3 separate regions of the Homo sapiens genome follow, and all the other regions are linked to region 2. Evidence: chromatin contacts called from ENCODE Hi-C or POLR2A ChIA-PET data. All regions are on one chromosome and are shown on one strand. Each heading gives the region's core, a stretch centred on a gene start or an enhancer-like site at or near the end of the contact. The rest is flanking DNA. Distances are from core to core; before and after follow the strand shown. Region 1 overlaps LARGE1 (LARGE xylosyl- and glucuronyltransferase 1). Region 2 overlaps LARGE1 (LARGE xylosyl- and glucuronyltransferase 1). Region 3 overlaps LARGE1 (LARGE xylosyl- and glucuronyltransferase 1).

The links. Hi-C counts contacts between places; a loop is a spot of excess contacts on that map. ChIA-PET counts read pairs that join two places held with the same protein, here RNA polymerase II (POLR2A). Pooled maps may share reads with other maps.
Region 1: a loop to region 2 is called in a map of IMR-90, with 2.2 times the contacts of the local background. The contact joins two enhancer-like sites. A Hi-C loop is called at or near these places in 2 of 168 maps with a recorded cell type or tissue (IMR-90 and prostate gland), 1 of 37 single-sample maps with no recorded cell type and 2 of 50 pooled maps.
Region 3: a loop to region 2 is called in a map of OCI-LY7, with 4 times the contacts of the local background. The contact joins two enhancer-like sites. A Hi-C loop is called at or near these places in 1 of 168 maps with a recorded cell type or tissue (OCI-LY7), 7 of 37 single-sample maps with no recorded cell type and 4 of 50 pooled maps. POLR2A ChIA-PET finds 5 or more read pairs at or near these places in 1 of 52 experiments (A549).

The regions. Positions count from the first base shown.
Region 1 is chr22:33,800,888-33,805,295 of GRCh38, forward strand. The region is part of intron 1 of LARGE1 (LARGE xylosyl- and glucuronyltransferase 1); the gene reads right to left. Among named protein-coding and RNA genes, the nearest start is that of LARGE-AS1, 78 kb to the left of the region's middle. Within about 2 kb of position 3,149, at least 3 of the 41 ENCODE cell types and tissues checked have a DNase peak (open chromatin) inside an H3K27ac peak, as active enhancers do.
Region 2 is chr22:33,517,139-33,521,912 of GRCh38, forward strand. All of the region lies in intron 6 of LARGE1 (LARGE xylosyl- and glucuronyltransferase 1), which reads right to left. Among named protein-coding and RNA genes, the nearest start is that of MIR4764, 83 kb to the left of the region's middle. Within about 2 kb of position 2,329, at least 9 of the 41 ENCODE cell types and tissues checked have a DNase peak (open chromatin) inside an H3K27ac peak, as active enhancers do; they include OCI-LY7, where a contact is called at or near this core.
Region 3 is chr22:33,839,328-33,843,547 of GRCh38, forward strand. The region is part of intron 1 of LARGE1 (LARGE xylosyl- and glucuronyltransferase 1); the gene reads right to left. Among named protein-coding and RNA genes, the nearest start is that of LARGE1, 79 kb to the right of the region's middle. RefSeq lists an enhancer at 2,574-2,633. Within about 2 kb of position 2,489, at least 3 of the 41 ENCODE cell types and tissues checked have a DNase peak (open chromatin) inside an H3K27ac peak, as active enhancers do; they include OCI-LY7, where a contact is called at or near this core.

The DNA.
Region 1 (4,408 bases), core at 1,899-4,398, 280 kb after region 2:
ATTTTTCTGGAAGTGTGACTTCTGGATCATACGGTGATATGGTTTGGCTGTGTCCCCACCCAAATCTCAACTTGAATTTTATCTCCCAGAATTCCCATGTGTTGTGGGAGGGACCCGGGGGAGGTAAATGAGTCATGGGGGCCAGTCTTTCCCATGCTATTCTCATGATAGTGAGTAAGTCTCACAAGATCTGAAGTGTTTATCAGGGGTTTCCGCTTTTGCTTCTTCCTCATTTCTCTCTTGCCGCCGCCATGTAAGAAGTGCCTTTTGCCTCGCACCATGATTCTGGGGCCTCCCCAGACATGTGGTACTGTAAGTCCAATTAAAACTCTTTTTCTTCCCAGTCTCAGGTATGTCTTTATCAGCCGCATGAAAATGTACTAATACATATGGTATATATTTAACTTTTTAAGAAATTGACAGATGGTCATACCATATTACATTCCCACCAAAGACACAGTTTCTCTGCAACCTCACCAGCATCTGATATTGTCAGCAAATTTTATCGTATTCATTCTAATAGGTGTGTAATGGTAGCTAATTATGGTCTTAATTTATATTTCCCTGATGTTGTTGAGCATCTTTTCATGCGCTTATTTCCCATCTGTGTATTTTCCTTGGTGACATGTCTAAGTCTTTTGCCCATTTTCTAATTGGATTGTTTGGTTTTTAATGTTGAGTCTGGAGAGATTTTTATATATTCAGGATACGAGTCCTCTGTCAAATGTGTCATTTACACACATTTCTCCCAGTCAGTGGCGTCTCTTTTCACCCTCTTAACAGATTCTCCTACAAAGCCACATTTTAAACTGTGATTAATTCCAGTTCATCCATTTTGTTTTACGAATTGTGCTTTTGGTGTTCCAACTCCTTTTAAAATCCAAGATCAGAAGAGGTACCTGGACAAATTACCTGATACCCCCCGCTTCCCCAGTGACTAGTTTCCTCATATGTAACACAGGGAAGATAATTATGGCATCTACTTCATAAGTTGTATCAAAAGAGTAAAGCTATATACGCACTTAAAACACTGTCTGACACCCCTAGTGTTTGCTGTTACTATTTTTACTAATGAAAATAATATCTTCATTTGTTCAGACTACCTTATGAAAGTCCTCTGAAAAAATGCCTGATAACTAACTCTGGAGAAAAAAAAAAAAGAGGGGTTAACAATCACATGTGCAAAGGAATGATTTGGTTGAGAGGGAGATGACTAATGAATCCTCTGAACACAGGTATCATGCCAAGTTTCTCAAATAAAAGGTAAATCAGAAACAAAAGAAATTCTGACCCCAGGCAGAGCCAAAAATAAAAGTAATAATTTGCCTCCCCCAACTCACAGCTGCTGACTCCATAAGCACTTATTCCCACTGCAAATGGCTCAGAACAGCAAGGGAAGCACTACAGAGATGGCTTCAGTCCCATCATCACTTAGAGAAGAGCTCTTAGGCCCTGCTGAATGTTCCAGACTAGACAGGCTGGGAGTCTTCCTTTGATTATCACTGGCAGGTGAATGAAGGCAGCTGCCACCTACCTTTAGGAATGGTTATGTCCCTAATTGTGTATTAAAGATGGCTCTGAGTAATCTTAAAGCCAAATGAAAAGAATATTTTAAATTAACCTTCGGGGAACTCACAGGAGGAGGTTTTCTTCCCCGTTCTGGTTATGAAGACAGGGACACAGGACATCTCCTGCACTGATCTCTTTGTATGGACAATATGCTTAGATATACAGTAGGTAAGGTGACAAGTAACTCTTATTTGTCACCCTGCCCCTCTCCCCACTCAACCCACCAAGGTGAATTGGGCATGTGTACCTGTGTATCCCTAGAAAGAATTGTGCACTTCTATCTAGGAATAAATATTTATTCCCAGGTCTATCTCCCTCTCCCTAAACAATACCACCAGGGTACGGATTCATTAGTCATCTCCCACCCAACCAAATCCTTCCTTTGCACAAGAGGGCAGGGACCCTACTCAATTCACCCCAGTACTTCAGTGCCTTGAACACAGCCTAACACATAATCAAAGCTCATGAATGTAACAAGCTGCCTGGCAAGGCTGGACAGATAGATGGGTGGGTGAGTGGGTAGACAGACAATTGGATGGACAGGAAGATGGGTGGATAGATCAACACACAAATGAAAGCTAAAAGATGACGACGGATACCAAGGAAGATCAAAATATTCTTTCTCAACACCAGCAAAGTCCACCAATGCCTTAAAGTCACTTCTCTAACTCCCCCAAGACAGCATTCATGACCCTCCTCTTAATAAAAGCTACTATTACATTATGGAATTGGTAGAGCACTCATTTCCCTCAATGTTCTAGGGGTTCTGCTTCTATACAACTTCTATACAACTTACATTTCCTATCTCAATTGAGCTTCAGAGACTTCATCTCTGTAGCTTCCATATTGCCTGATATCTGGAAATGTCTTGGGAACGAGTTACTCCTGGACACATTTGGTGGTTTGACTCAGTTTCTAAGGCAAACTGGAGTTTTACAAGTATGTTGTACATAGCTGGAATCCAGTAAATGCTAATGGAATTCATAGCTCCGTAAGATGATATGACTGGCTGTTTAACAACACCAACAACCAAAAATGCAGAGGAGGTGAGGTTCAACAATTCACTAGGAGGACTCGCCAGACTCAGCATGTAGATGTGGCTATGACTTACAGCATCTCATGGCTATGACTCATCACAGCAAAAGGACATAGAGTAGAACCAGCAAAGGAAGAAGGTCTATGAGGCAAAGTCTGGAGGGAACCAGGCTCAAGCTTCAAGAGTTCTCTCCCAGTAGAGTCACACAGGACACACTTAATTCCTCCAGCAATGAGCTGTGACCACACGTGTGAAAACATGTTTACGAGGGAAGCTCATTAGAGGTTCCGTGCCTAGGGTTTTCACCCAGGACTGGTTAGGCAGGCATCCAAAATTGTAGACTCCCAGAAGGAAAACAGATGTTCAGAATAAACTATATTGTTTGCATCAACAGTTTAAGCACAGTGACCCAGTCTTATCGGGTCTGAGAATGATGGGAACCCTCCTAAAATCCAAGTCCCCAGATGCCAGCCAAAGCCAACCTCGTAAGCAGGCCTGTTGAAGGATGGCAGTCAGGATTGTTATGTTAACTGTCTTCTGTACTCTCTTGTTTATACAGAAGAGAATTAACACAGCAATCCTGGCTGCCATCCTGTACTCTCCTCCCTATACAGAAGAGAACATAGCAATCCTGACTGCCATCCTTAGAAAGGCCTGCTTAACATAACTTTTTGGGAAGTTAGTCAGTGATTCCACTAATGCTGCCTTTGTTGACAATAGTTTTGGATTTCTCTGGGAATTGCCTTTAGAGCCCTCTATCTATCCAAAATATAATAAATCTCCAACATTGAACGCAGACTTGATCTCTAATAGCCAACGTATATGCAAAAACCTCTTTGGTTCAAACCAGAAGTCAACAATAAAATAATAAACTGCACCTTTCTACCATGGTCTTCAGGCACAAAGGGCAAGGACCATTTATCCATTCATTCCATGAACATGTATTTGGCACCTTCTGAATACAAAGCAATTTGCAGGTTGACTGCTTGAGACGCACATATCAAAAGGGAGGCTGCAAGAGATCCACAGTTCAGCTCCCTGCTGCTCAGTAAAACACACACTTACCAGGCACACACCTGGCACCTCTTCACATGAACACTTTGCAGAAAGCCAGCTGCATATCTGTGTGTTTTGGGTACCTTGAACAACCTACTTTGATTTTCCCTGAAAGTTAAGACTAAAGTGCCTGGCTTAAACAAAAACAACAACAAAACCCCAGCTCTAAAAAATGACTGAACTAGCCCCCAATGTCCCCAGTGCAACCCAGGTTTTATTTTTCCAGAGCATGCAGAGAGTGCAGTCAAGTTCAGCCTCCTCTTCTCTACCATCATGCATTTTCTAGCTGATCCCAGTCAGGTTCACGGCTTTCAATGGCCTGCAAAGGCCAGCAACCTCCAATCTGTATCTCCCACCCTAACCTTGTTCCAGAACTCCTGGCTCATATCCCACTGTCTGGCCCAATATATTCACTTGGATATATCGAAAAAGCACCACTCATTCAATAAGACTGAAACTGAACTCCTAATGTTCTCTCCCAAGCTTGTTTCTCTTGCAATCTTCCCAGTTAGAATATATGGACAGCTCCCGAACTCCACCAACTTCGTTCCTTTAGGTGCTCAAATAAAAAACTAGACACACCCTTGACTCTTCTTCCTCTGTTAGTCTCATATCCAATATCTCAGAAAATCCTGCTGAATATACCTTAAAGACACACCTGGATTTGGACTATATCCCAACACTTTGGCCACTACACTTGGTCTAAGCCACCAGCATCTCCTGCTTGAATGAAACAACTGTCCTAGT
Region 2 (4,774 bases), core at 1,079-3,578:
GTGAATACGTATTAACTGATGATTCCAGAGCTATACACCTGAGCCACTAGAAAGCTAACTCTGGATTACTAAGAGAAGCTACGATAGGATGAAAAATTGGAAAGTGGCTACAAACTTATATCCCTCAACCCCTCCACACCCCTCTCTGTCCCATCATCACCCAACAAGTACTAAAGACGCACTCTAACCTCTAGGAAAGTTGTCCAATAAAAAGGGCTGAACTCGGTGGAGTAGAGCTACAAAAACATACATATAATGCACAAAGAATTCTTTTTTTGAGACAGTCTCGCTCTGTTGCCCAGGCTGGAGTGCAGTGGTGCAATCTTGGCTCACTGGGTTCAAGCGCGATTCTCCTGCCTCAGCCTCCCGAATAGCTGGGAATACAGGCACCTGCCACCAATATTAGCAAATATTAGCACCCGCCCGGCTAATTTTGTATTTTTAGTAGAGATGGGGTTTCACCATATGGGCCAGGATGGTCTCGAACTCCTGACTTGTGATCCGCCTGCCTCAGCCTCCCACAGTGCTGGGATTACAGGCGTGAGCCACTGTGCCGGGCCGCCCAGAGAATTTTGTATACAACTTCTGAGAGAGTCTGAGAATCCCTGGAATCTACCCACAGACCCGGAGTAAGAAGCTCTTAGGAAGGAGAATGCATGGCCTCAGTCCTGCACTATGTCTGTATCCCACAGATACAATATACCTTAAAGAAGAAGGGGGAGACCTGGGTCAACAAGAGCAGCTTCATCTGGAAAAATCAGGCTACAAAGTCAGACAGCAGTGAGCAGGACTGGCCTGAAGATTATAAGGAGAACTGGGTGATGCCCCAAATTCACTCTCCTTGCTGTCGTTAGATCACTCCAACTCCTACAGATTTTTCTGGGATCTGAGGCACCCTCTCTTCTCAAGGCAATGGGAACCAGGATTTGACTTGAGGAAATCATACAGCTGAGAAGATCTGGCAACTTCATACCTTAAGCCAAGAAGCTAGAATAATGGTTAATGTGCATGAAGTCCTTTATGCTGAGCGCTGCTCTAAATACGTGGCATAGAGGAACTCATCTGTGTGTCACACAAATCCCAGGAATTACATATTGTGATCATCATCCCTATGTGAGAAAATTGAATCCCAAACAGGTTAAATCAACAGCCCAAGGTCACACGCCAGCAAATGGCAGACACAGGATTTGTTTTTGTTTTGAGACACTCTCACTCTGTCGCCTAGGCTGGAGTGCAGTGACACCATCTCAGCTCACTGCAACCTCCGCCTCCCAGGTTCAGGCAATTCTCATGCCTCAGCCTCCTGAATAAAGGCACATGCCACCATGCCTGGCTAATTTTTGTATTTTTAGCAGAGATGGAGTTTCACCATGTTGGCCAGGCTGATCTCGAACTCCTGACCTCAGGTGTTGCGCTGGCCTCGGCCTCCCAAAAGGTTGGGATCACAGGCACGACCCACCGCGCCCGGCCTCAGGCACAGGATTTGAACCCAGGCTGACTGGCTCTGGAGTCTGGGCCCTTCTCCCCTAGTGTTGATCATGATAGTGTCCAATATTCTTGTTCTCCAATGAGGCCCTCCCAGGTCACCAGGCCAAGGAGAATTCACTAGGACAGGAGTGGAAGTGTAACTGCACCCCCTGAGGGGACTGGAGTGGGGCAGAGAAAGGGGTGTGGTACTGACCGTGGGGGTTTAAGTGTTAATTCTGATCACATCCTGACATACATCAAAAGAGACGGTCATGTGTACATATATCCAGGGACCCGCACATCCAGGGACCAACATCCTAGATGTTTCTGCCCCTGGATGTGTACACATATGACTGTACAACTAGCTGACCAGATGGAAGTCAGCTAGTTGGAACTTACCTAAAACAAGACAGCTAGTTGGAATTTGTTTTAGGCAAAAGAAAAGAAAAGAAACACTTTCACAGGCAGCTTGATTCCACAGAGCACTCTGGCTTTCTGCAGATTAAAAAAAAATCTCATGGATATGCTCAAGCTGAAGAATGAAGATCCAAGTCAAGACAGAGGAATCCTGACTCACTGCAATGATCTCTGGCAATTCTGCAGGTCCCTGAGCTGCGTGCGTGCGCGCGCGTGTGTGTGTGTGTGTGTGTGTGGTCACATATGCCTCAGAGAGGAGCATGCCTCAAAGGAGACCCAGGGGGGCTCCCTGGGGTTGGAGGGAGGAACAGCCAAGGCATAATTTCTGCCCCAGAGACAATGAGTTTAAAAGCTCCACTCTGCCACGGGGATATCTAAATTATACTTACAGAAACCTCAACTCTTTATTCATTTGCACCAGAAGGGGGCACTGTTACCTCTAAAACGCATCTCAGGCCACAGGTCCCCATAAAATAAAGTACCAGCCCCTGCACTGGCTCCCGAAGACACCCAGGTTCCCTCTCAGGCTCCAGACACTCCCCACCCACACTGGGAGTTTATTCCCAAATTGAAAAAACAAAAACACGTAAATGATGATTCTCTCCCAGCTTTCTTTGAAATCACTATTTTTACATCCTTGACTGCTCTTCTTAAAAGCAAGTCTGTCATTTAACCAAAAGAGGAAACATAGTATTTTAGAAGTGAAAAACAAGGAAAAAAAAGAGAAAGAAAACAATTCATTCTTTGAGAGGCTGATCTACATGGCCACATCACCAGCCCACATTCTGTTTATGACGCTGGGTAAAAAGAGAACATTTCCAAGTCGTGTTCTTAAGCACAGGGGAATTTGTCTCTTCTTGATATTTAGTTTAAGTAGCATTTTCTTTTCCTTAGGATTAAGAAGTTTGTACTCCCTGGCTTCCTCTTGCTGAGAGGCTAAGAGACTGTTCGTCTATCTGTTTCAGTGGTTTTTCTCTTTTTTTTTTTTTTTTTTTTTTTGGAGTCAGGGTCTCACTCTGTCACCCAGGCTGGAGTGCGGTGGTGTGATCAGAGCTCACTGCAGCCTGGATCTCCTGAGCTCAAGCAATCCTCCCTCTTCAGCCTCCCAAGCAGCTGGGGCTACAGGCCTGTGCTGCCACGCCTGGCTAATTTTCTACTTTTTGTATCGCTCAGCCTCCTGAAATGGGGACTACAGACGTGTGCCACCATGCCTGGCTAATTTTTTATTTTCTGTACTGATGGGGGGTCTCACTATGTTGCCCAGGCTGGTTTTGAAACCCTGGGCTAAATCAATCCTTGCACCTCAGCCTCCCAAAGCGCTAGGATTACAGGCAAGAGCCACTGTGTCTGGCCTCAGTGCTTCTTAAACCATCCTGTACCTGAGATTCATGGGGGTGGCTGTTCTCCAAATCCCACAATCCCGCAGGGAGACAGCAAGCTTCTGCTCTCTGACAAGCACGGGAGGGGACTCTGAACTCTCTGCAGAACACAGCAGTGCTGAGCTGGGCCATCTCTAACTCACTTCCCCACCAACACCTGCCCCCACTGCCCACCTGGGCATTGAGCTGAGCCACATCAGCTTGCAGCTGCTTTCTGTTCACATCTGAATCCTAATCCCAGTCTGCTCTGCCTGACTCCCGGAAGTGTTCTGCGTCTTTCTGTCCTGGTTTTAGTAATGCTCTATGAGACATGATCTGACAGAAATTCATGGGATTCCGTGCAAAACACGAGCTGCTGTTTTGGGACTTCTGTGTGGGCCTCTCTTCCTTCAATGTAAAAAGAAAGCGTGGAGTGGCTCCGTGAACTGATTCCCAAAAGCTCACTTCCTTAAGGCATAACAAGCTTCCAGCTGTATTTTCATTGCACTGATCAGCACCTGAAATCAATGTATCTATTAGTAATAAAAATAAGTAGTAATTTGATTGTGTTGTTTACATGTGTCTGTCTTTGCTGGCAGGTGAGCTCCTTGAGGCCAGGGCACTGATTTTCAGTCCCCAGCGCTTGCCAAAGAGGAGCCTGGATGAGTGTATTTTGGCACTGTTGCCTGGTTGCAAAATGAGATGTCCCACTGGCTGGGAACTATGGGTTATTTCAGGAATGACTATAGGACAGTAAAAAGAGAACACAGTGAAGAAATACGTGGTTCTTAAAAAGTTTCTCCAAGAAGTAGCACACTGTATCAGTCAGCATTGCTGTGTAACAAGTAATCCTCACATGTAGTGGCTTAAAATGCAAGTAGGCAAGCTGGCCTGACACAGCTGGGCTGTTCTGGTTTGGGCTACGGTGCTCATGCCTCTGCAGCCATAAGTACAGCTGTTGGATCAGCTGGGCTGGCTACTATAGGGTGGCCTTACCTGCTAGCATAGGATAGCTCAGATGATGGGGCCTCTCTCCACATGGGCTCTCATCCTCCAACAGGCTAGCCCGGGTTTGTTCACAACAGGGCAGACAGGCTCCCAGAGTGGCAGGGGGAGCCCCAGTGCTCAAGTACTTTTCAGGTCTCTGCTTGTGTCATGCTCATACCATTACATTGGTCAAAACAAACGACAAGACCGGCCCAGATTCAGGAAGTGGACATAGATGCCTCCTCTTAATGGGAGGAGCTACACAGTCTTGGTGAAAGTAACCGATGTAGGCAGGGGAAAAACTTGTGGCCATTTTTTGCAAACACATATACATACACCACGTTTTTTCTACTCACATTCTAATGCAGAGTACTAGCAATGTCTGCAAGGGAAGCTGAGAGGTGTAGCTCTGTGTTAGTCCATTCACACTGCTATAAAGGAATACCTGAGAATGGGTAATTTATAAAGAAAAGAGGTTTATTTTGGCTCATAGCTTTGCAGACTATATACAAAGCATAGCGCCTGCATCTATTTCTGGTGAGGGC
Region 3 (4,220 bases), core at 1,239-3,738, 320 kb after region 2:
AAGGGGTCAGTGCTAACCCATTCATGAGGAATCAGTCCCCATGATCTAATTACCTTCCACCAGCCCCATCTCCAACACTGTGGATTTCACTGCAACATGAGATTTGGAGGAGACAAACATCCAAACCATATCAGCGAGAAAAAAGCATGTTTTCCTCAACCCCTGGCAGAGAAGATCCCCATTTACACATATGTTGGAACAAACAAATAAATAACTGAACAAATAAGTGACCATATGTTAGCATGCCAATAGAGAACATTCTCATTCTACCGCAGCCTGTATAGATCACAAAAACAGAACAACTAGTGAGAATAAGATTTAGTAGCCTGAACAGTTAAAATATGAATGCTATGGGGACCAATTGATTCTTTGCTAAAATTCTTAATTTCCCTAGAGACAGACTGACTGCCTTCAAATCACACGTTTACATGAAATAAAAAAATAAGAAAAGCGATTATTAACTACCTACCAGGTATGAGGCACTTTGACTTGCGTCACCTCATCTAACTTTCATGCATGCCTACTACAATGAACTATGCCCCTCATTGTTCCAGAGAAGATCACCTGGACCCAGGAAACGTGGGGGCTCCAGGCTTCAAACCCAGATGCATTCAACCCTAAAGCCCAGGCACCTTCTGCTGTAGGAGACATAAAACCCTGCTGATCCCATTTACTTATGAAACGATCTATGGGCCAGATCATTAGAGAAAATGCCTCTAAAATGCCTCCGAATTGAAGGTGGTAAGAAACTATGTAAACCAACACAGGAAAATGAATACGCAGGAAATGCACACCCATACTAACTAGGTTTAGGATTTTGCCCTACTTCATATTCAATTATAAAACTATTTGATTTAATAATATATGCAAAGCAGCACTGCACCAAATCGGCACCCCCTCAAGAAAATGCACATCCCCTCACTGTAAAATCTAGGAAAAATAATAGAATCCATGCATAAAAAGGGACCTAGTTTTTAAAAGACAAAAATGGTCATAAAAATGAATAAGAAATCCTGTTGCAGTTTTACTTCCTGTCTTTAAAAACTTTTTATACATACATTCTTTTAAAACTATTTTTGAAGACCAACTCACTTTGGCAAAATACTGAGAGTAATATAGTTTAATCTCTATTAGCTTGGAGCTGTGAAACTACATTGTTGATTTATTTCTCACACAGTCAAAATTTGGTGTGAAAGGTTCTAGCATCTTTTCTTGCAAATATCTAGTATTTTACCACTTTTAAAGTACTATTGGATCTATTGCCCTCCTTCATCTTTACAGCAACCCTAGATATAAGGTAAGTACAGACAGTCCCCGATTTAGGATAATTCGACTTAGATTTTTCAGCTTTTTTTTTTTCTGGGAAAGGGTCTCGCTCAGTCACCCAGGCTGGAGCACAGTGGCGTGATCACGGCTCACTGCAGCCTAAACTCCCCAGGCACATGCTACCATGACCATCTAATTTTTCTAGTTTTTATACAGACAAGGTTTCGTCACGTTGCCCAGGCTGGTCTCGAACTCCTGGGCTCAAGTGATCCACCCGCCTCAGCCTCCCAAAGTGCTGGGATTACAGGCGTGAGCCACTGCACCTGGATGACTTTCCAGCTTTATGATGATGCAAAAGCAATATGCATTCAATAGAAACTATACTTGAGTACCCATATAACCATTCTGTTTTTCATTTTCAGTACAGTATTTAATATACCTAGGCTTAGGTTGCATGATTTTGCCCAAATACAGGCCAATGAAAGTGAGCATGTTTAAGGCAGGCTAAGCTAAACTATGCTGTAATGTAGGTTAAATGTATTAAACGCAAATTTTGAACTTGATATTTTCAACTTACGATGGGTTTAGCAGGATGCAATCTATGCTAAGCCAAGGTGCGTCTGTTCTGTTACTCTCATTTTTTTTTCCTCTTACAAATGTACAAAAAATGTTTCAGAGTTTTTGAGGGAGCTTTCCAATGAAAGTGACAGAAAATCCAACTCAAACTAATGCAGGCAAAATAAAGGACTGAATAGTTCACAATCTGTAAGGTCCAGAGGTGAATCTACCCTGTGGCAAGGTTTGATCTGGGTCCAGGAGATGGCCTGGTCCCTCTCCACCTCAGCTCTGCTCTCATCCACACGGACTTCATACTCAGATGCCATGCAGTAGCAAGACAGCTACTAGGTTGGATGTAGCTACAATATCCGCAGCTCCAACCTCTGAGTTCAAGGCCAGTGGGAAAGAACACACATACCTCTCAACAGCCCCAACAAAAGCCTCATCACATCTTGTGGGCTCCAACTAGGTCATGAAACCACCTCTAAGCCAATTACTATAAGCCAGTATTAGGAATAATCTGAGTCCTATGTCTCCCCCTGAAGCCCTGCACAATATCATCTCCACCAAAGTCCATGGGCTAAAGGGTGGGTGTGAGTGTGGGTCTCCCTGGGAAAACTAAGCAGGGTGAATAAATACAAAGTCAGAAAGCCAAGAGATCCTCAGCACAGGCTATGTGACTTGCCCTGAGTCACACTGCTACTAAGAGACAAAATCAGGACTCATGCACAAATCTCCTGGGACCGAGTACTCCAAAAATAGTGGCAAATTATTTTAAAGCACACGGGTGAATCACAAAAAGTCCTCCAAACTGAACCTCTTGGTCACAAATAACAGTCTAAAATATTTAACAAACTGCCAACAGGACTTCAAAGAAAGCCACTTACAAAATAGAAAGTTTGTAACATTAAACACAGTTACTGTTATCGAAATCGAAATCCCTTTATAGTTCTAAATGGTTCCTTACCATCTAGAAAGTCAGAACACTGTACTCAAAAGTAAAATCGAAAAGCTTTTTGATCTATTTTTGTCTCTACACGGACGTAAAGCACCGAATCCTATTTATTAAGTGCCTTCGACGCACGCTGTTGCTCTGGCGATTCGCAACTCGAAAATGACACTTACTATTCAGCTAGAGATTAGAATCTCAAGCAGTAGGGCATTTTTTAATAAAAAATTAAATTAAAAATAGATTTGCCATTGTCTGCTTAATAAAACTAGTAGCTCTGCTGGCTTAGAGGGGAAATAACATATTTCTTCGGATTTTTATATATTCATCTGAGCAGTGCTAAAAAATAAAACAAAGTTACTAATATTCATATCTTGAGCAATTGTACATTGCTTCTAACTATACATTCAATCTCTCTGGCACATCCACTGTGGCCCTGAGCAGCCAGTACAGGCTCTTCTACCAAAACGAAGCAAGCCACTCCAAAACCTGACGCGTGCAGGTGTCACGAAACACCAGGTGCAGCTTGACAGATGTGAGCCAAATAAGGAAACATTCAGCCCAGCACTGCCCAACAGTCATGATGTATATTTTCTACATCTGTGCTCTAAAATATGGTGGCCACTAGCTGCAGGTGGCTATTGAGACTAAGGAACTGTATTTTTAATTTTATTTCATTTCAACTCATTTAAAGTAGCCACATGCCGCTAATGGCTACTGATCTAGAGGGCAGCTGGGATGTTACTCTTGAGAATGTCTCCAGCATTTTACCTGTTGCTCTCTCTCACTCACATTTCCCATTCTAGCACAAACAAAACAAAACAAAACAAAACAAAACAAAACAAAACAAAACAAAAAAACCACAACACCTACAGTTCTCCAAACAGGGCATCTGTTTTGTTCCTCTGGGGGGGTCCTGTCTATGTTGTTCACGTGGCCCTGGATTTCCATACTCCTAGCCTTCCTGGAAGACATCCTTTTCATCCTCACAACCCAACCCAGGCTTTATCTCTTCTGTGAAGCTGTCCTTGATTTTCCGTTCTATCTTCCCTGCTTGTGAATGGGTCAGCTCTCCTTCCCCACCGCCCTGTGCGTGTGAACATCTTTGTTCAGTATACTGCAGTGGGTCGGGAGTATGTCCCTTCCAGACTGGAAGGCAGAGAGGGTGGCTGTAAGGATTGGCACTTTGGGCCAGGCACAGTGGCTCATGCCTGTAATCCCAGCACTTTGGGAGGCTGAGGCAGGAGAATCGCCCGACCCCAGGAGACAGAGTTTGCAGTGAGACGAGATTGCACCACTGCACTCTAGCCTGAGGGATAGAGCAAGACTCCCTCTCAAAAAAATAAATAAATAAATAAATAAATAAATAAAAATAAAAAATTAAAGAGGTCTCAACAGAGGTAGACAGGGAAAGAGTAGCGGATGCAGGAAGATCCAAAATGCATAT